2 separate regions of the Homo sapiens genome follow, and region 2 is linked to region 1. The links are chromatin loops, found by intact Hi-C in ENCODE. Cell type or tissue: heart left ventricle. All regions are shown on one strand. Links, peaks and the distances in the headings refer to the core of each region. The heading gives the core; the rest is flanking DNA. Region 1 has its middle 110 kb from the start of KCNMA1-AS1. Region 2 holds the start of KCNMA1-AS1 (KCNMA1 antisense RNA 1).

Evidence for each region. Hi-C counts contacts between places; a loop is a spot of excess contacts. Peaks named below come from ENCODE experiments on the same cell type or tissue, not always from the same donor. Only the 100,000 strongest peaks of a DNase experiment are listed, where the experiment ranks them.
Region 2: a loop joins it to region 1, with 4 times the contacts of the local background. A loop is called at or near these places in 10 of 110 quality-filtered maps.

What each region holds. Positions count from the first base shown.
Region 1 is chr10:76,773,774-76,784,371 of GRCh38, forward strand. No RefSeq gene overlaps it. Among named protein-coding and RNA genes, the nearest start is that of KCNMA1-AS1, 110 kb to the right of the region's middle. RefSeq lists an enhancer at 5,300-6,192. In heart left ventricle, for the core only: a CTCF peak has its summit at 5,496; no DNase peak of the experiment used is centred there; H3K27ac peaks cover 732 bases.
Region 2 is chr10:76,880,564-76,891,161 of GRCh38, forward strand. KCNMA1 (potassium calcium-activated channel subfamily M alpha 1) reads right to left here. Exons shown (of 28, transcript NM_001161352.2): 27 at 8,888-9,006; 28 at 4,319-6,952. The coding sequence ends at 6,703. It overlaps KCNMA1-AS1 (KCNMA1 antisense RNA 1), which reads left to right and starts at 7,481. Exons shown (of 4, transcript NR_120655.1): 1 at 7,481-7,718. In heart left ventricle, for the core only: no CTCF peak of the experiment used is centred there; a DNase peak (open chromatin) is centred at 5,478; H3K27ac peaks cover 266 bases.

The sequences.
Region 1 (10,598 bases), core at 1,604-9,603:
TTGTTTTGCAACTTGCTTATTTCACTTGGCATAATGTTCTCAAGGTTTATTCCTGTTGTAGATGAAGGAGCATTTTTGAACATTGTGGTTTGATTACGCACCCATATATTTGTATACAGATATCCCATGCTATCTGGATGACCACATGGTAAGGATATCCACTTGCTTTTAGGGTCCATTTTATGCTGTGTGTTTATGATAATTTCAGGATAATGAAAACATTATAGCATACCTGAGGACTGAAGGTTTTATAGTCACTTAAGCAGAAAATAATGCTGAGACAGTTGAGTTAGCCCCAGAATTTGGGAATGTTACTTAAGTGACAAAGGGACTTTACAGATAAGATTGAAGTCACAGACCTTGAGACAGAGATATTATCCTGGATTTATTCTAGTGGGCCTGATTTAATCATGTAATCTCCTTAAAAGTGGAGAATTGGGCAACAACAGTGAAACTTCATCTCAAAAAAAAAAAAATAGTGAAGAATCCTTCTTGGCTGAAGTCAGAAAGAGATACCTGACCAAATAAGGGTGAAAGACAGGCAAAGTAAGAGGGATTCAAGTCACCATTGCTGGCTTGGAAGGTGGAGGGGTGGGGCCATTAGCCAAGGAATGTGGGCAGCCTCTAGATGCTAAAAAGTCAAGGAAATTGATTTTCCCTAGAGCCTCCAGAAAAGATTGTAGACCTACTGACATCTTGATTTTACCTCAATGAGATCCATGTCAGATTTATGAATGACAGAACTGTAGAAGAATAAAGTTGGGTTGTTGTAACCTGCTAAATTTGTGGTGATTTGATACAGCAACCATATAAAACTAATACAATGTGTCAAAAACAAAAAACTGGCACCATGGCCCAAGATTCTGTATTCACATTTCAAAAAGATGTATTACCAAAACCCTATCTATATGGACCACTTGAAGAAGTACATTTTGGAGTTAATGTAGTCGTAAATATGTGATGAACTCTTCTGATCTGAATTCCACCAATAATGGATTTAGAGTAAACATTTATTCATCAAATATTTTAAAGTGCCTACTATGTGCCAGATATTGTGCCATGTATTGGGTACTCATAGGTACATGAATCTGCCTTGATGCCTGGGCTTAGTTTGCCGACATTTTCACAAAGGGAATGAAAAGTAAATAAGCAAATAAATAAGCCTATCAAAGCAGCATATTTTCCTGACCCTTCAAGGGCAGGAACTGGAGTTCATGGGTGCTGGCAGGGGCAAGCTTCACTTACTCACTGCTCCACCCCTTGTGGGAGGTGGAGCACAGATAAGCAAGTGCAGGAGCTGGTGTGAGTGCTTTTGGGCACTGGCAAGGGCATACTCTGTACCAGCCCCTCAGCAGCATCTAGGGGAGGGTGCTCGCAACACCCGAAGCCCAGAGGAAGTGTTACAGTGCCCTTTTAGCTTTGCTGTCTGCAGATGGCTTAAGTGTTAACAGCTCAGTGGAGGGTCAGTGTGACAGCTTTTTGCTCTGACACTCATGGCATCCAAGTTCTTGGCCAGTCTCCAAGAGGAATGAAGTAACATGAACAAATTGAAGGTGGTGAATGAAGGTGATTTTATAACTGATGAAAGCGGCTCTTGGTGGGAAGGGGAAATGAAAAGAGGGCAGAGCGGGAAGGTAATCTTCCCCTGGAGTTTGGCCATTCCTGGCCAGACTCCTCTCAGAAGTTATGCCATCAAGCTGTCCCTCTGAATTCAAGCCACTTCTCTCTGACATCAAACCATAGTTTCCAATGTCCAGCTGCTTCTACTCTCTCCACTGGCTGAGCCTGGGGCTTTTATGGGCACAGGATGGGGGGTGGGGCAGAGTGGGGTCATGGGTGGTTTTGGAAAAGGCAACATTTGAGTGTAAAAACAAGGATGCAAGTTCTCACTTTGGACGGTGGTATTAGGCCTTTTGGCTTGAGGGTGGGATCCTGGCCAGGGACCCTCCTTCATCTGCCCAGAATTTCCCTGTCTCCTGTCCCTATCACTATGGTTATAATTTGTGACACATGCTATAAAGGAAATGAATACCATGTGATAGAGAATAATGAACTGGGATCAGGAATAATGTCATTAGAAAGGCTTGTGAAGGCCTCTCTGAGGACATAGCTTTTACACAGACATCTGAAGGAAGAGAAAAACCCAGCCATGTGGAATGAACATTCCACAGAGAGAAGGATCATGGATCATGGGCAAAGGCTGCAAGGCCTGCAAATTCTTGACTACCTGGGAAGGAAATTAATGCAAGCCAGCATGGCTGGGGTAGTGTATGAGGGGGGATGGCTTCAGACAGGTTGGAGAGGTGGTACATTGCCTTCAATGCTAGGCCCTGGAGCTGATCAGAGTTTAGTTTGGTCAGCAGAGATAGGATAATATTTATATTTTTAAAGTTTCTGTAAACTTCTTTAAGGAGAAAAATTGGGAGCATGAGAGTGGAGGGGGAGAGTAGTTAGGAGGCTTGGCAGAAACCCAGAGAAATGGTTGCCACCTTTGGTGTCAAGGTAGGTAAGAAAAAGACAGAGTCAAAAAATACTTGTCAAGATTTGCTCAGTTCAAGGATTAGAATAAAGAGGTTGAAATCAGGAATGGCCTCCAAATTTCTGACTTGAGCAACTTTGTGATTTAGAGAACAATTTCATGCAGGGGCTAATAATGTAATGATGACATTTAATTAAAATTGGCATTCCAGGACTGCTCACTAATTGAGTGCTGATAAAGAATGAGGTCTGATTATTCTGAATTAGCAAACAAAGTCTTAAAAGTATTCATAGCATTCTGAAAAGCTTACTATGCATGCACAGAGACTTCCTCTGCATTATTATTACTAGAGTCAAAATACAGAAGCAAATTCACTGTAGAACTAGATCTGAGTCTAAATCTTTATGTAATTAACGACAACTTCTATGATTTTGTTTAAACAAAAGCATGATTCGTCACATTGAATTAACACTGTAAACTTCAATTTTACTTGCTTCCTAGTTTTGTCTTAATTTTCAAATTATTTTGCCTTATAGCTGAGTAGTTTTCCAATTGTTTTTACACCCAAAAGCTATATGCATAAAGATTTCATTCCTAGTTTTACCTCATACATTTATAGAAAATTGTATTTAACACATATATAACACCTATAACATACCAGGAACATTTTTTAGTGCCTTGCAAATATTAACACATTTAATTTTCATAACAATACTATGAATATAAGTATTGTTATTATCCCCATTTTACAGATGAGAAGACAGAGGCAAAGAGAGGTTTAATGATTTAACCAATGTCTTAGAACTAGTAAGTGGCAGATATGACATTCAAACCCAGGCAGTGTGGCTCCTGAGTCTATGCTCTTAAGTAATGTCAATAATTTAAGCCAACATGGGGAAGATCTGTGAATTTTTTTGTGGGGGGCTATTACTCAAGTTCGAGAAACCCTGTCATAGCCCATTTGATCCTTTAGCAGAGCCTAGGGAAGATTCAGTCTAAAATTCCTCTTTTTAGCCAGGAGAAAACATATACCTTAAGGAGAGGAAGTGAGTAGTTTTGGGAATTATCCATTTGTTGATTTGTAATGTTATTCCAGTTATTTCAACTATTTGATCTTCCTATCTAGATTGTGAAGAGACAGGTTTCATGCCTCTTTTATCCTCCAGGGACCCTCGGACAGCACTGCACACAGAGTAAAGACCTACAAAATTCACCATGGCTCAAATAGGCTCAAGTGAGATTTAGAACAGTTAGGGGTCTAACTGGCTGAGGATGTCTGGGACACATTTCTCTCCTCCCAAGTAGCACACTAGGTTCTTACTGTGAGATAGCACTGGCCTACACAGGCCACTGGGTTGACCTTAAATATCTACCCTTATAAAATGCCCTGCCACTTCCTCATGTTTTCCCTTCCATTTTCTCAGTCTTCTCCTGGAAAATTCCTACTATGACAGCAAGACCCAGGGCAAATACTGTCTCCCTTTTGATATTTTCTTTGACCCTGTCAAGCTGACTTGCTGATTTTGCTTCTGTACCCTCACTCTACCCAGTCAGTGGCTGCCTCTATTGCTGCACTTCTTATGCTGCAGTATAATTAACTTTATTTCTGTCTCAAGGACTGCCTTTTGCCCCATTTAGTTTGTAGCCCTAGCACCTAATGTTATGGGCTGAACTGTGTCCATCTGAAATTCATATGTTAAAGTCCTAATCCCAGTACTTCAGAATAGAACTGTATTTGAAGATAAGGTCTTCAAAGAGGTATTCAAGTTAAACTAAAGCCAAGAAGAAGAGATATCCAAGATATGCGCGTACAGAGAAAAGACGGCCATCATCATGGCCATCAACAAGCCAAGGAGAGGAGCCTCAGAAGAAATCAAACCCAAAGATACCTTGATGGTGGACTTTCAGCCTCCAGAACTGGGAGAAAATACCTGTCTGTTGTTTAAGCCACGCAGTCTGTAATATTTTGTTATGGTAGCCTTAGCAAACTAATACTTCCGGTTTTCACATATAGTTGGTGTTAAAGTTATAGATAGAAATCTATTTATAATTTTATTTATATGTATGTTTGTATTTTAAAATAAAAGTGACTAGTCCAAGGTCTCAGAGCAAGTTGGTGAAAGGCTGTGATTACAATAACAACCCCCTACTTATTGAGACCTCAATCCTGCTCTCTACCCTAAATTTCTGTAATTCAGCCTTCTTTATATTAAAACCATCCAAGAAGTACAATGTGTTGCCTTTGATATTGTAAACCGCACCACATAACCAAATTCTTACACTTTGGGAAGAGATATTGATTGCTTTAATTATATTAGGATCAACTGAAGTAAAGAATAATACAACTAAAGTAATGTGTGTGTATGTGCGCGCATGTGTGAGCATGCACATGCGTGTGTGTTTATGCATACACACAGTGACATGGTTCTTTTTGGAACCATAATCTCATTTATATTTTTAGTATATCCCCCAAATAAATACCTGTGCAACTGTAGATAGGAGGTGAGGAACTATACAGTGATTCTTTAGCGACAGAATTAGAGATGGAAAAATAGCAAAAACAGACACCTGGGTTCCCAGCTGGAGGCTACAGCTAGGACAACCATATACCTGAGACTGGACTCATGAGGCAGACATGCAGAGAAGTTTGTCAAGTATTATTGTGGAGCCCTCAATGTGCTGGTAGGAATCTCTAAGTGCCCATACATAGGTTCTTTGCTGCCCTTTCTCAGACTTCAAATGCATTCTGAGTCCCACTCTGCAAACAGTGGAGGCTCCGTGTTTGTTGAATGGATGAATGAATCAAAGAGGCTGATTTAACTGGGAACACACTTCAATGTTGATCATAGAAAAGGGAGGTGGGTTCCCATACTAGCTCACAGTGGAGAAAGCAATTCAATTACCAACACTAACAGACAATAAACTCAGGCTAAAACATGGCAATTTTATGAGACACTTGGCTGCAGCAACTTCGCCTTTCTTTTCTTGGTTTCTCCTTTCCCTTTCCACCCCCTATTGACTAATTGTAAGCAGCACAGCGTGGCATCCGGGCTTTTTATTTTTTCTCGTATATCCTCATCACTGTGTGGGCAATGGGAGGCCTAAGTTGGCTGTTTAGTCATTTGTGTTTCTTTTTTCCTTCTCATACAGTTGAATAACTCATGGTCTAAAGGCTGAGGAATTTGGCATATGCAAACACCACATGCACAATGAATGGGAACCTTATTTGTTTCGAACTGGGAAATAGAGTTAAGAGAGGTTTACAGCACTGAAAGAAAGGGCCAGAATTTTGTCCTGACTCCCTGGTGGTGGAGTAGGTCAGGGAATAAACGTAACCTTGAGATTTCTGGGTCCCTGAAAACAGGGAAAGGTATTCAGACCAGGGGATTAGCGAGTCTGTTAGTTAACACATGAAAATGCCCTCACAATTTTCCCGGTAGGAGGTTGTAGAACGGGTAAGGAAGAGGGATTATAAGGAGGAAAAAGAACCATGAGGAAGAAAGGATGATGATTTCTGAAAGCAGAAAGAGAGGAGAAAGTCAGACACACTTTGGAACCTGTTTCTTGGATGACTGCATATAGGATGGGGCTTTGATCTATATTTAGTCCCCAAAGCTCAGAGCTGCACAACAACCTTTGTGGATGCCAGAGAGACTCATGTTGGACATCAGAACAAGGGCAAGAGAGGACGGTGGGAGAGAAGAATTACAGAAGAGGAATGAGGGCGCACGAGGAGGGGTGCAGTGGGGGAAGGGGAGCGCTCTCTTCCCCTCCTTTGTGAATACACAGACAAGTCCATCAAAGCTGTGGCAGGCTGCAGTGATGAGAAAGATACATAATATGATAAAGCTTGGTAGCAGGCATGTGTGATTGAACAGACCAATGAAGAGATAACATTTGAAAGCTTTACTGCTTGGAAAGCTGTTAGCAAGCTGGTGTCCCCTTCATCATGTTTAATTTTACTTTTACTACCCTTCATTTGCTTTGACGGGTTGATGTTGCCATGGTGCGGTTGGAATTCTCATAAAAGTGCTGTTACCCTTTCAAGATGACCATTTTTTTCTAGGGTTTATACCACATTTTATAGTTATGTCAGAAGGTTTACTTGGTTTATGAATTCTCCAAGCTCTAAGATTGCTGTCAAAAAACTCCATGTTGCCTTCGGTTTTGCCATTTAATTTGTGACCTTTTAACAGCAGTTGCATTATTGGGTGATGTCCCCACATAATTAGAAATGCATCTTTGGGTTCATGAAAGTAAACAAAGGGCACACAGAGAAACCGAGCTTCCTTTTCCTAGGTTACAAGCCCCTGAATACATGTGACTGTCTATATGCATTTGAATACTGTATTTTATGCAGATAATGGTAATAAATAAAATAACTATGATCAACTATGAAATCTAATGATTAATATATAAGGTGATGACTCTTTTATTTTCTCTCTAACAATTCAAGTCTGGTAAATTGTAAAACACTCTTTATTAAATCCCTACTGAAAATGTCCAGGATATAGATTCTGAATAGCATTTAAATAAGCCTTCAATTTCATCAATTATTACAATCTGTTCACTGAATGAGACATTTAATTAATCGCCATATCTATGTCTAAGAATTCTTAAGAAACCAGAGGATCTCAATATACCATGTACCACCACATTTGGGAGGTAGCCTCTGCAACCAATGTGGAATGTAATTGCAAGATAACGTGGTGAGATCTGTTATAGCACATAATTTCCATGGACTGAAATGTGCTTTTGCATTCAGATTTGAGTGAGACATCAGAGGAGTATTATGAATTCTATTTTTCATTCCAAAGTGTATCTTTCAGGTTTATCCTAGTCAATAAATATTTAGTTCAATCTTCTACATTGCCTTGCAAGATCTGGAATGTGGAAGCCATTTGGGGAAGTGAAGAGCTACCTGGGTATTAGTTTCCTATTGGTGCTCTAAAAAATTGCCACAAACTTAGTGGATTAATGCAAATGTATTATTTTACATGCCTGGAGGTCAGACGTTCAAAATGGGCCTGACTGGGGGAAAATCAGAAGGGTTGCATTCCTTCGGAGGCTCTACAGGATATTGTTCCCTCACCTTTTCCAGCTTCCATAAGTAGCCTGCAATCACCCGTTTTCCCATAGTCACAATTTCCTCCGGCCTCCAGCTTCTTCTTTTCACTTTTAAGGGCCCCTATGATTACACTGGGTCCATGCAGATAATCCAAGAAAATCTCTCTTTTAAGATCGGTTGATTAGCAACCTTAATCTCATCTGCAGAGTTAATTCATCTTTGCCATGTAAAATAACATATTTACTGCTCCCCAGGATTAGGATGAAGATATCTTTGGGGTCCCTTATTCTGTCTATCACACCGTCCACTGGAAGTAGCAGGCATATTGGAAGATGACTTAGGGCAATATGGAGAAGGCTTTCACATTAAATTAGAGTTGGACTAAATGACCAGAGGTTAATTTTCCAGCTTAGAGGTTATGACACTTTAACATTGTACAAGGAACTGAATTTCTCTGATTTTAGCTTCCTCACTGGTAAAATGGGCATGGTAACATTTTACTACCAATAAGCAAGAGTTTTAAAGCTGCAGACAATTTAATTATATATATATATACCTAAAGTGCTTACTTAACCTTTTTGCAACTATTTTACATTTTAATTGCTTTGAATTTTGCTATTAAAAATAACACTGGAGTATACATCCCTGTATATCTCTGGTTGTTTTCCTATGATAATTTCCAACTTGTAGCTGTACTAGGTCCAACAGTGTGAATGTCTTTAAGGACCTTGTACTTTTCAAAAAGGCAGCATAGGCGTGAGTGTATGTCCTGGAAGAAGCACAAGATAGGGCAGATGAGTCTGTTTCTATTCAGTTCCACTCGGTTCCTGAGACCTGTCATAAAATGTTTAAAGATACACATTTTTATACATCATGGCCACTAAATGCAAAAGAAATACATTTTATGGTGTTCAACCAAAGAAAGTTCAAAAAGAACCCTGTTGGAGTTATATTTTTAAAATGCTCTAAAATATCAGGATTCAGTATGACATACAAAGTTCCCTGTGATATTTATTGTGTAGTAATTTTTGACACACAGCTCCCTGTTACAAACTGACCCTATTGTTTCAGCCCCAAAGCTTCTTAAGCTGATAAGCAAGGACAGCAAAGTCTCAGCATAAAAAGCCAATGTGCAAAAATCACTAGCATTTGTATGCACAAACAACGCTCAAGCAGAGAGCCAAATCATGAACAAACTCCCATTCACAATGGCCACAGAGATAATAAAATGCCTAGGAATACAGCTAACTAGGGAGGTAAAGATCTCTACAAGGAGAACTACAAAGCATTGCTCAAAGAAATCAGAGATGACACAAGCAAATGGAAAAACATTCCATGCTCATGGATAGGAAGAATCAGTATCATTAAAATGGCCGTAATGCCCAAAGCAATTTATAGATTCAGTGCTATTCCTGTTAAACTACCACTGACTTTCTTCACAGAACTAGAAAAAACTATTTTAAAATTCATATGGAACCAAAAAAGAGTCTGAATAGCCAAGACAATCCTAAGCAAAAAGAACAAAGCTGGAGGCATCATGCTACCCAACTTAAAACTATACTACAGCACTACAGTAACCAAAACAGCATGGTACTGGTACAAAAACAGACATGTAGACCAATGGAATAGAACAGAAAACCCAGAAATAAGACTGAACACCTACAACTATCTGATTGTCAACAAACCTGAAAAAAACAAACAATGGGGAAAGGATTCCCTATTCAATAAATGGTGCTGAGACAACTTGCTAGCCATATGCAGAAGATTGAAAGTAGATCCCTTCCTTACACCATATACAAAAATTAACTCAAGATGGATTAAAGACTTTAATGTAAAACCCAAAACTATAAAAACCCTGGAAGACAACCTAGGGAATACCATTCAGAAAAGGAAATTTACATCCAAAACAGAAAAGTAACTTGCCCAGGTTGCCACAAGGATTTATTGGTAAATTTAAAACAGTTGTGTATGTGTAGGTCACATCAACAGCAACTAAACTGTAAGAGTTACCCTTGTAAATTATGTGAGAAATAATGCAGCATTCTAGGCTTAACTACTATAAAAGAAAAGATTCTATTTCCAAGTAGTATCTGTGATGATCACACATGTGTAGGTCATATTGGAAGTGGGAGGAGGGCACCTGTAACTGAAGAGGGTATTTTTCCTAGAATGTTAATATTGCTGTAAAAATTGGGCAGGAGGCTAATCTAATTAATTAGATCTTGGCCTCTATCATTTGGGGATGGTCACATCTTGGAACAGTATTTGTTCTTGTGGTACATGCCTTCTAAGACAACTTTCAATAATCCCTACCTCCTGGTGTTCACATCCTTGTGTAATCTGCTCCCCTCGAGTGCCATTGGCTGACTGAACTAGTAACTTACTTCAAATCACGAGCATATATAAGGTGACGTGATGTCAATTCTATGATTAGGTTATGAAAGATTGCAAGCAAGACTCTCTGTCTTGTTGGTCTTGATGAAAGAAGCTGCTGTGTTAAAGAGGCCACATGGCAAGGAAATGAGGGTGGCCTCCAGCCAGCAGCCAGCAAGAATCTGAGGCCCTTAGTGCAACTGGACCCCAGGCACTAAAGTTTGAGAACAACAGCTGCATGAGCTGGGAAGCAAATCTTACTTCAGTTGAACCTTGATGGCAGCCTTGTGAGAGACCCTCAAGTCAATGGTCCAGCTAGGCCATGACCAGATTCCTGACGCAAAATGAGATAATAATTATATATAATCTTCTTTAAGTCACTAAGTTTTATAGTATTTTTTAATGCAATGATATATTGCTATTACAGTCCTTGATGGAGTATGATTTTTTGCTTTCTTGGAAGACTAAGGCTTTCTTATCATGGTTACATCAGAAGGTAACATGGGCTACGGGTTTTGAACACTTTCAGACTAATGGGCTCTGTGGCTCTGTGCAAAGCAGCAGGAAGTACATGAAATCCCTCAGGGCCAACCACCTCTAGAGTAGTTGAGGGTTGTGAAATGGGAAATCAGGAAATACAACCTTTCCATTGCCCACTTGCAGGGTTTACTACAGCTT
Region 2 (10,598 bases), core at 1,578-9,577, 110 kb after region 1:
TTTACGAACAGATTCTCCCAACATGCTTCCAAGGAACACACATTTCAATGATCGCCAGCCATTCAGCATCCATGGAGAGTGCTGCAAGTAGGACAATGATAATTTGATGTATTGAATCTTGCCTTCTGAAGAAGAAACAATGCCAATGGGTGGCTACAAAATTGACCACGAGGAAGAGGACTCAGGGAAGCAGCTCTAATGAATGCTGCCATGACAAGGATAAATCCAAATCCCTGACTTTATCTCCACTCCCTGTTTCATCTCACATACCAGAAAGATTTCCAGGGGCTTTATTTTCATCTCTAAGATGAGAAGGGCAATTGATCGGGGTGGGAGGGCTTCCTCGCTGCCAGAGAAAAATAGCCTTATTTCTTAATAAGCTTCTTAAGGATGAGATGCCTGTTGTCAGTGCTCTGAGTACAATGTGTGACATGTCAGGAGTTCGTGGAGTTAGGAAAGAAGAGTCATTTCAGTCTGTGGCTGGGAGGGGGCTAGTGGGACAAGATAAAACTCTGGAAAACAACTGCAGAGAGATGCTGGTAGAGCAATTGCCACTGCCATTGGCAGATGTCACCTATCAAGACCAGCTATGCTATGAGCTGTCCACCATGAAGAAGCAAGGAGATGCGGGCTAAGGAGACAGCGCAGGGCAGGAGGTGAAAGTTAAGCAGATCTAGCTCACGTACTAGTTGCATGGCTCTGAACAAGTTATTAGCAAATTTATCTTAGCTTCATTCCTTTTCTGTAAAATAGGGCTGATGATACAAACTTCCTAATAGTGTTGTTTAGATAAATGAAGCCAGTACCCTTGAAGCACTTACACAGGTCCAGATACATGGTAAGTAAATGTGAGTTGTTAAGGTTATGAGTATTTGGAATAATATCAGCGGGCATTATATCACAGTGGCTAACTTCACAGACTCTAGTGTCTCTCAGATTCTGTGTCTTTCAAATGGAGACACAGCATCTCCATCTGAAGCTGTTGTGAGGATTGAGTTTGTATAGGTAACTAAAGAGTGCTCATGAGAATGCCTGGCCCAAGGCAATTGCTGAAGCGTTAGCTTTTAGAGTAAGTTTAGTACTAGCCTGAGTACTATCAGTACTAAAGGATGATGTAAGCATGGGTCGTACCTCTTGAATGTGATGACAAATGATGCCCTTCAGCAGAGATTCTGGGGGTAGAGAACAGGGGTGTGTATATCGGGGTGTATCCTGAAGAACATGGATTGTGGCAGCAGAGGTGACAGAGGGGGATTTGGTTGGTCATCTTCATTTGGAAGGTAAAGGAGAGGAAGAGGTAACCTGGTGTTATTTCTGGGGAGCTTAGGGTTTTTCCCCTCCCAGGGTGACTCTGTGCCTCTGAAATACTGGCTTTGACTCACCAGGCATCCTATCCCATCTGAGAGCCATCTGTTTCTTGCATTTCTAGTTTCATCACTGAGATCACAGGGTTTAAAATAAGGGTCAAAACCTCCTCCAGCCACAGGGCTGCAGGTCACCCTGGAGGAATGGGCTCTTGCAGGGAAGGGCCCCAGAGCTGGGCTGACTGAGCTGCCACCAGCAGAGGAAGAAACAGGCTGCACTGTGATAATTGAGCTTCTCTGTTGGCTCTGTGGGTTGTCAGTGCCATGGGATTTAGCCTTTTCACAGTACTCCCTTGAGAAGATCGCAGAAAAGGGGAGACAATGATACAGCAAAAGCATTTGGAATAATTGGCCCTCTTCTCACTACACCACAAGCTGAGGTTGAGAGAGAAAAGGCTCAAAAAGAAAAGATGCTGTTTGGAGAGAGACAACCGTGGAGAACAGTAAGGGCTAACAAGGAGCTTCGACCTTCAAGGGTAATGCTGTGTGGTTTCCTGTCCCGCGCTTGTGATAGGCAGCCTGGCACACTTCCTCTGCCCAGCAAACCCTGATGCCTCCTCCGTCCCCACCCACACATACTACCTCCTCTCCTCTCTGTGAGCAAAGTATGCTTATTTCATAGAGATACAAATTATTTGTACCAGAACAAAAGCAATTACCGTTTATGAAAAACCTTCTCACTTCTTTGCAATTGGCTACCATGACTCTGTCTCTTTTAACTGAAAGTCTGATGCTGCCATTCTTTGAGCAAACTGCTCTCCCAGCCCTCCTCTGTGGCCCTTGGTCCAGCCAACACCCTGAGGACAGATTCTTCACTAATCCCTTTCGGATAATCCCTCTCACCTCCAATGGTTGCAATGGGCATGCAATCTTGCATGGGAGACAGTCAGCCAGTGTAGTGACAGGTGCCCACAGCTACTTCTTTATCATATTGTGACAAAGCAGGGATGGGCTGAAAGAAGCTGATTGAGAAATTGATTTTTACCCTGTCTTGACTTCCACAGGCCCTGGAGTTTCTGTACTCTCCTCTTTCTCCTTCAAGGAGCCTGTTGCTATAGGAACCTGGCAGGTTGATTTAATTGTCTCTATTGGGATGCAGACACCTTTAGGCTTTTCCCATGCTGCAGAAGAGCCAGACAAAAGCTTTTTCTGGTCATCTGGGATCTTGATGATGCTGCCAAGAGGCATACTCAGTGTCTCTACTCATTGAGCTTACAGGGCTATTCCCCTTTCTCAGAAGCCATGTGACCAGCTTGAGAAAGTGCCACCAACACAGCAGCATCATAAGGCATGTAGAGGCACTCATATTTTTTTAAAAAAATCAAACCAAGAGGACAAGGGTAATATAGAAAATGGTTAAAGGTATAAAAATGTGTAAAGTCAATTTATATCAAATATTTATTGAGCACCGATGGTAAGGTTCTGGGTCATAATCTTTAATATTCAGAACAGAATTTGAAACCTCTCCCAATTGTGGCAGAAGTTTAACTGTGTGTATAAGAGTCCAGCTTTCTCCATCCATTTGAACTGGCTTTGGGAAGAACCTGGGTAGCAGACTTTAGGGACACTGATGATGCCACGATCACCCAAGTGTTGAGACTGAGAAGGCTTCACCGTGCCTTCTGGTTTACCAGCCTACTTATTGTTCACCCCTTTCAAAGCCCAAAGCAAGTTGGACTAAATGGCTTACAAATTTCTTCTCTTCTAGAATGGTGCAGATAACAGAGTTCCTAACTTTTTAAATGTATATACTTTATTTTCAAAGAACTCTCACTTTCTACCCTTACTTCCTTGTTTTTTTTTTTTTTTTTTTTGCGGGAGGCAGTGAACAGGAAGAGATATAATAATAAGAAACTTGTATGCCTACTTCCTAAGTAAGCAGATGTTCTACTGAAAGAGGAAGGGGAAGTTTGGAGTCAAATAGAAAACAATGGAGGGGACTCTTCACTCTATTAAGGAAAGTATAATATAGTAATTTTGGCAAATAAAATTGAAGTAGTAATGATCCTTCTCCATCATCAAATTTATCATTAGTCAAATATGGTGAATTCTCAATTATCTACCACTGGGGCATGACTGTGTGCCCAAAGTCCAGGAAAACCTCAAAATTCCATCTCTTATCATAGTCTGTTCCCATTCCATTCCCATCACAATATCATCTCATTGGAGTTGCTAACAGACTGTATATAAAACGCACTTCGGATTTACTTCTCTCTATCTGCCCGGTCTCTGGTTGGGATTTAACAAATGTCTGAAAGGCAGCTGGCAGGAAAGATTTGGGTAATACAGTGACTGAACCATCAGCTCCCAGATAACTGGGTGTGGGCTACTGAGTTGATATACACAGCAGAACACTTTTAATTTGAGTCATACTGATCAAGCATAAAGAAGACCAATGCTTTTGCCATTAATAACCCTCCTGGTTTAAAGGAGGATGAAATATTGACAGAGAAGCAAGTTTGCCAAATGGAATAGCTGTAAATGTTTTCCAGGGAAGTTTATCAACTGGCATCATCACTTGATTGAGTAGGTCTTGCCAAGATGAACACAGAGATGTGAACAGACCGATGGGGGGACTGGGATTGGGGGGTGGCAATGGGGGAAGTGAAGGAAGCTGGGTTTCTTGATAGGAAAATGCTTTCGGACTTGGAGCAAGGTACCAGGGTGGGCAGGGAGGCCACGTGCAGATTAAAAGGCAAGCCAGATGGAGAGAAGTTCCCCCCAAATTACCCAACCCCACACCCAAGAACACCAAAACAAACTCTAAGGAATCTAGCGATAGCAGCAGCACAGCCTCATTGCGCTGAGCAATTTAGAAAGTGGAAGAAGGAAGGAAGAGAAGAAGGAAGGGAAAAGGAGAGGGAAAGGGGAGGGGGGGAAAAGCAAAACAAAATAAATAAAACCACAAACAGAACAATATAAATAAAAATAAACAAACCAATAACAGAATAAAATTTGTAACTCCTTTTTTTTTAATTTCACAAAAGTTTTCACAAGGACAACGTTATAGAAGAAAACCCCCAGCAGTGGCTAGGTCATGCAGAACCATTAATTGTCATACCTTGGCCCATTCTATTCATCCTTGTTGCACTTTAGAGAGAGAAGTAAGCTATGTGAGTTTTACAATGCTTTTAAACTGTCATATTTCCTGTTGAGCACTTTAACTGGCACATTCTTATAGTTATAAATGTTCTGAGGGCGTAACTTTATAACCTCCTTTGCAAAGAATGCATGAAGAGCTCTTCATGATCCAATACTAGGGGATACATATATATAGTTATATATATAGTTATATATATATAATTATATAGTTATATATATATAATTATATATAGTTTATATAAAGAGATAGTTATACATAATATAAATCAATATATAGAGGGACAAAAATAATTTGAAAAAATTCTTCCACTCATAGGGCTTGATAATTTACATGTATACAATTATTCCCCACCACAATACTGGTTTGAATACTACGCTGCCCCTGTCTTTGGTGTGGGGGAGGGTGGAGGTTCTGACTGAGCCTCACCATTTGTCAGTAAAAGTGCTTGTCAATTCACACAGCAAGCAAATATCCAAAACTATCATGCTTGAGGGGACGGGGGATCCAAAATCTAAATCCAAAACATTCACCATAAAAACACCTTTTTAGAGATGGTACAGCTGTGACATGTTTTCCTCCTCCCTTTTACCCCTATTCTATTCGATGGAATTCTTTGAAGTAAAACTTTTCAAATATGTATATACCAGCCTAGTCCATCCATAAGGGAAATTGGTTATGGTGAATTGGCCAGTTTTTAAGAAATACCGCACTGCCTAAAGCATGATTTGCATGCACAAAGCATCTGACAACTATATGTTGAAAAAAGGGTATTTTTCTACCTCTCCTCTCATGCTTACTAAGTGTTAAAAAAGAAAGAAAACAAAAGAAGAAAAAAATAACTATACCAAAATGTGTTTGGCTCACTGTTGCACTCTTCTTATCCCACGTCTCATAATGACAAGGAGCAGCTCTCTATTGCCGTCATTACCCTGCCTAAATTGGCTACATTAAAGAAAGTGATGATGAGGAATTCCTTCCCACCAGCTTTCTGCATTGGGACAGCCAGCACCGCACAGCTGTGCCAACAGTTGAAGGTGGTGGCTGGCTTTTGTCTTTGTTGAGTCAACTGTGGCTGATCCTCCTACATTCTAATTTATTTAGCATGTCGGCTCCTAGAAAAGCATGATCTGCAGCTGGGTTTGTCTTCCTCTCACTCTACCATTGCCCCAGCCCTTCCTCCTACCTGGCATTGGGGCCCTAACTAATCAAACAAAGGGGAGTAAAAAGATCCCCTGAGAATGCATGGAAAAATACTTGCTCTTTCCTGAGCATTATTTATTCTGTACATAAGGTAAGTAATTCACCTTTTAAAAGATGTAAAAGTCCCAGGAAGGCAGTTTTTAATGACTTACATCTGATATTTATGATACATATGGCTTTTCATCCCAAATGTCAAAAGTGAAAGAAAAAAAATAGCTATTCATATGGCAACATAAGGAGACAGAATAACAATTTAATATGCAATCAAACCTCTTTTCACTTAAACTAAATGACTAGAATTTGATACATCCATGATTGGAATACTATTCTCTCCTCCATATTAAGGTGAGAAATGTTCATAAGAACTCCCAGAGGGAACTGGCTCTGGGACAAAAGGCCTTGGTGAGTAACTAAAAAAATCACTGATGTTCTCTTGCAACAAGCAGGTCCTTCATAATCATCTACACAAATCGTGAAAGCTTTTCAAATGCTTCGCAATACTTCGGCCCAGAGACTGGAAACAATCAATATGTTTTCATTGCTGTTTGGTTGCTTGTTTCAAATAAACATGTGCTAACTTATTGTGTGTATAAAAAAAGAAAGAAAGGAAAACAACAACAACAACAAAATCAAAACCCAAAGCACCCTGATAATCCTGATAAATCAGAATCAACTTTTCTTTTACATTAAATAAACTTGCTCTGCCTAACTGACGTTGATCACAAGTGCTCCCTTCTAATCTGTGAACTCGTTCCTGCAGTGAGCTATTTATGTCTGGAGCATGCCTTTGGGTTATTTTTCCCCCAGAATCATAAATAACTTTTGGTCCGTCTGCTTATTTGCTGTTGTGCTCAAGGGTTTTATGGTGGTGAAATAAAAATGACAACCACATGCACACTATCATACATATGCAAATATGTGTAAAAAAAAAGGGGGGGACTACAGGGGAAAACAGGGAAAGTTACTTTGTTGGAAACACCAACTGGGGAAATGAGTGGCAGATACAGTTTCACACAGTGGCGGTGGATACACATATCAAAGCCGCTCTTCCTGCACGTACTTCTGTTTGTCCCGGGACTCCCTGGACTTGGGCCGGTTCTGTCGGTTTGCTGTGGATGGGATGGAGTGAACAGAGGAGCTCTTCTTGCTGGAGGACTGCGACGAGTGGGAGGAATGGGACAGGCTGGCCCGGGACTGGCCGGCATTGTGGTCAAACTGCATTAAGCAGAAGATCAGGTCCGTCGGCACGAGCTCAAACTCATAGGGCGGGTTGGTGATGACATACCTGGACAGGGAAAGCAGAGATGTCACCTCCTGAGAGTAACTGAGTAAAGAATTCAACTCTCTCTGAACCAAAAGCAATGGCCTGGTTACTCAGGACTTTCAGAGGATCTGGAAGATGCACTCCTAGCTGGTCTGAGGCCTTAAACATTCTTTTTCTTGTTAAATGGAAACTTCCTCTGTTTAACTCAATAAAGGAGGCCAGCCAGGAGCCCAGGCAGAGATGTGGAATTAGAGCCAGTAATGGAAGAACCAAACTTCGCTTCTCGTGGTCTACATGTACCTTTCTATACAAGGTCAAAGTCACTTTCAAGTAGCCCAACCGCAAGAGGTTTCATGAAGTGTGATGCAACTTTCATTTCATAATTTTCGGACAATCCCAGATATACATCACAAGATCTTTGTTTACCATGACAGAGTGTCTCCTTAGACTATTCTCGCTCTTTACCTTTTAAAATCTACTTTGGTGAGAGAATTTGGAATTTGGAATTCACCACATGGAAGAATCTAAGAAACCTGCCTACTTATCAGCACTACTTTGTTGTTCTTCACAATTAGTTGGAGCTTTCTTTGGTCAACAGCAGATGTGACTAAGAAAATCACGCTGTTTCACTTAGAGCAGTGGTCACCAAGTGTGGTCCTTAGGCCACACAGGTCAGCATCACCTAGGAACTAGGAAATGCAAGTTCTTAAGCAATCCCACCCAGACCTACTGAATTGGAAGTGCTGAGGATGGGGTCCAGCAATCTGTGGTTGAACAAGCTCTGCAGGTGAGTCTCATGATGGCTAAATTTTGAGAACCCACTGGTCTATAGCAATTGTTCTCAATTCTGGCTATACACTATAATCCCTGGTTATTATATATAAAATGTTTACATAATTTAAAATATATATATGATGTTTTCTTCCTTCCAGACCAGTTAAGTTAGAGTAATCAGAATATTTTTTAAAAGCTCCCCAGGTGATTCTACTATGCAAGCAGGGATGAGAAACGCTTGTCTCTGCAGCACTGTTGCCTAGGGTATATTATGCAAACTCACTGATCTTGGTAATTCTAGGATGTACTTTTAATTTTTGCCTGCTATGAATTTATTTTAATGCATATGAGAAAAATATAATTGGCACATCTAAACTGTTATTTCTCTGCTTAAGGTGATAATATATAATTGTCTCAAAAATAAATATATAAAAGTTAAAAAGCGAGTCAATTTAAAATATGTGAAGTAAAAATATGGGATTCTGAGATATGGCAGAAGAACCACTTATCTTAGGGCGGGGTGTGGTGGCTCACACCTGTAAGCCCAGCACTTTGGGAGGCCGAGGTGGGTGGATCACTTGAGGTCAGGAGTTCGAGACCAGCCTGGCCAACAAGCCTTCTCTCTACTAAAAACACAAAAATTGGCTGGGTGTGGTGGTGTGTGCCTATAATCCCAGCTACTCAGGAGGCTAAGGCAAGAGAATCACTGGAACCCAGGAGGCAGAGGTTGCAGTGAGCCAAGATTGTGCCACTGCACTCCAGCCTGGGCAACAGAGCAACACTCCATCTCAAAAAACAAACAAACAAAAAACAAAAAAACAAAAAAACTTATCTTAAACACTAGCAATGTAAAATATCTCTATATTAGGTACCAACAGATGTTATCCTAGTAGCTAGAGTTTGGGAGAGATGTTTGTGTATTCAGACTTTTGTAATTAGGTGATGGAATTATTCTATTAATACAAAACTTGAATTCTTACCAAAATGTCTTTACATCTACTATTAGTAATTATAGAAAAATGCTTCCCATCACCTCCAAACTCAGTGTTGGATTTAATATGGGCAGAGTAATTTGCATGTTGAGGAGATGTATACAGACCTTTGCCTTTACAGTAGGGGACAGGAAAGGATATTAATATTTCTGTGATTAGGTGGGAGGGCAGAGTTGAAACCAATACTCACCTCTTTGTGCACTGACTGGGGGTGCTGAGGTGAGCATCTCTCAGCCGGTAAATTCCAAAACAAAGCATATTATATGTTTTCAGAGCTTTGCAGAACAGATCACCATAACAACCACCATCCTGGGAGACAGCAAAAGAACAGAGAGAAACATCCTTTTTATTTGCCTGAAAATCAAGGGACAGCAGGGAAACGGGTCTTTTCATCAAAGCTTGTTTTGGTGTCTCCCAAGTTGGAGGGTCCATGTGCCAAGGGACGGCAGTGGAAGAAGTCAACATGTTTAACAGACTACACCCAATATGTGTGATTTTTAGGGATCAGGTAACAATGGGGTTTTCCTCTGGTGTCTCTCCAGTTTTCCACCTGTCGCAGTGGGGTTTGAAAGCTCTAAGGAGATTATGCTTCTCCCTCACTTTAAGTCAAAGTGTAAAGCTTGATGGTCTCAGATGTATGCTCAGCTGAGGAGATGAACCCTTCTCTGCAAAATGGTGATTATGTTCAGTCCCAGCTCAGCTGTAACCGCTGTGATAGGCTCGTGTTGTCAAAACTGTCTGAGTGATAATGAAAACCACCGCAAGGAGGAGGACCCCACCAGGTCCTATGGTGACAGACTCTTTCAGGAGGTAAGGACCCTGTGAAAAGCACAATTTACAGACCTCAGAGATGGCAAGGGTGCAAGAGAATGTGTTTCCCTAGGAGCCAGGGGTCTGCAGGCTGAATAACTAGGATTCGCAGTTCTGATCAGTTCACAGCCACCTTCCCGGGGTCTGGGGCCTGATGCAGAAAGTGAAAGCAAATGCATCCACTTGGAAATGCTGGCTTCAGCGGCCAGGTGGCTTCAGGTAGATGTTACCTGTATTATATGAAGGGCACTGGGCACTGCGGGATGGCTTCACTGGGTATAAAATGACTGTCTTTGTCCTTCCAATCATTGGAATTCTCATATTGGTCTCATACCAAAGAACACTGATGGGACCAAATCTTACCATTATCTAAAGTCTTTATCCTAATCAAGTGCATCAATAAGTAAATGATAGGTATAAAGAGCCACTAGCTATGAAAATTCCCTTTCAAAAAAAGCCTAGTCTAACATAGGTCCCAGTCCATGATCAAACTAAAATATGGGGAAAGTATGCAGCACTGTTTCAGAAAAAACAGAGACAGACCCTTTCCTTGGCTCCTTTTCCACTATTTAGTCTTTCTGGGCGACACCATTGTTTGTGTAACAGGTTTATCAGTTTCTGTGACTTATGGCTGCATCTCTTAAATGCATCTGTGGGGTTGGGCTGGGAATAAGGGCAAAGACAGCACACTTCTGTCACAGTGCCTACACTAGGCAGATACATGGAATCAGAAGGGAGACGCTGGCCACTTCCGTCACAGGGAGGACATGAGGGAACGTGACTGGGTCCACTCTCAGAAATTACAAGGTCTAGGTTTTGATTTACAGGCATTAAAGGATCCACATAAGATTCGGTTTGTTTGGCCGGTGGTTCTGGATACATCTGACTACTGACTACCCTGGTGCTTTGAAAACCACCAGTGCCTGGGTCCTATTCACATATAAAAACTAAGAAACCTGCAGGCTGAGGCTGGCCACCTCCATGTGCTATTAATGTATAGTTGGGTTGAGTATCCCTAAGCTACGCTAAGAGCCTGTGGAAATATTTCCCAACCTTGGCTGCATGCTGGCATCACCTGCTGCTTCTCACCT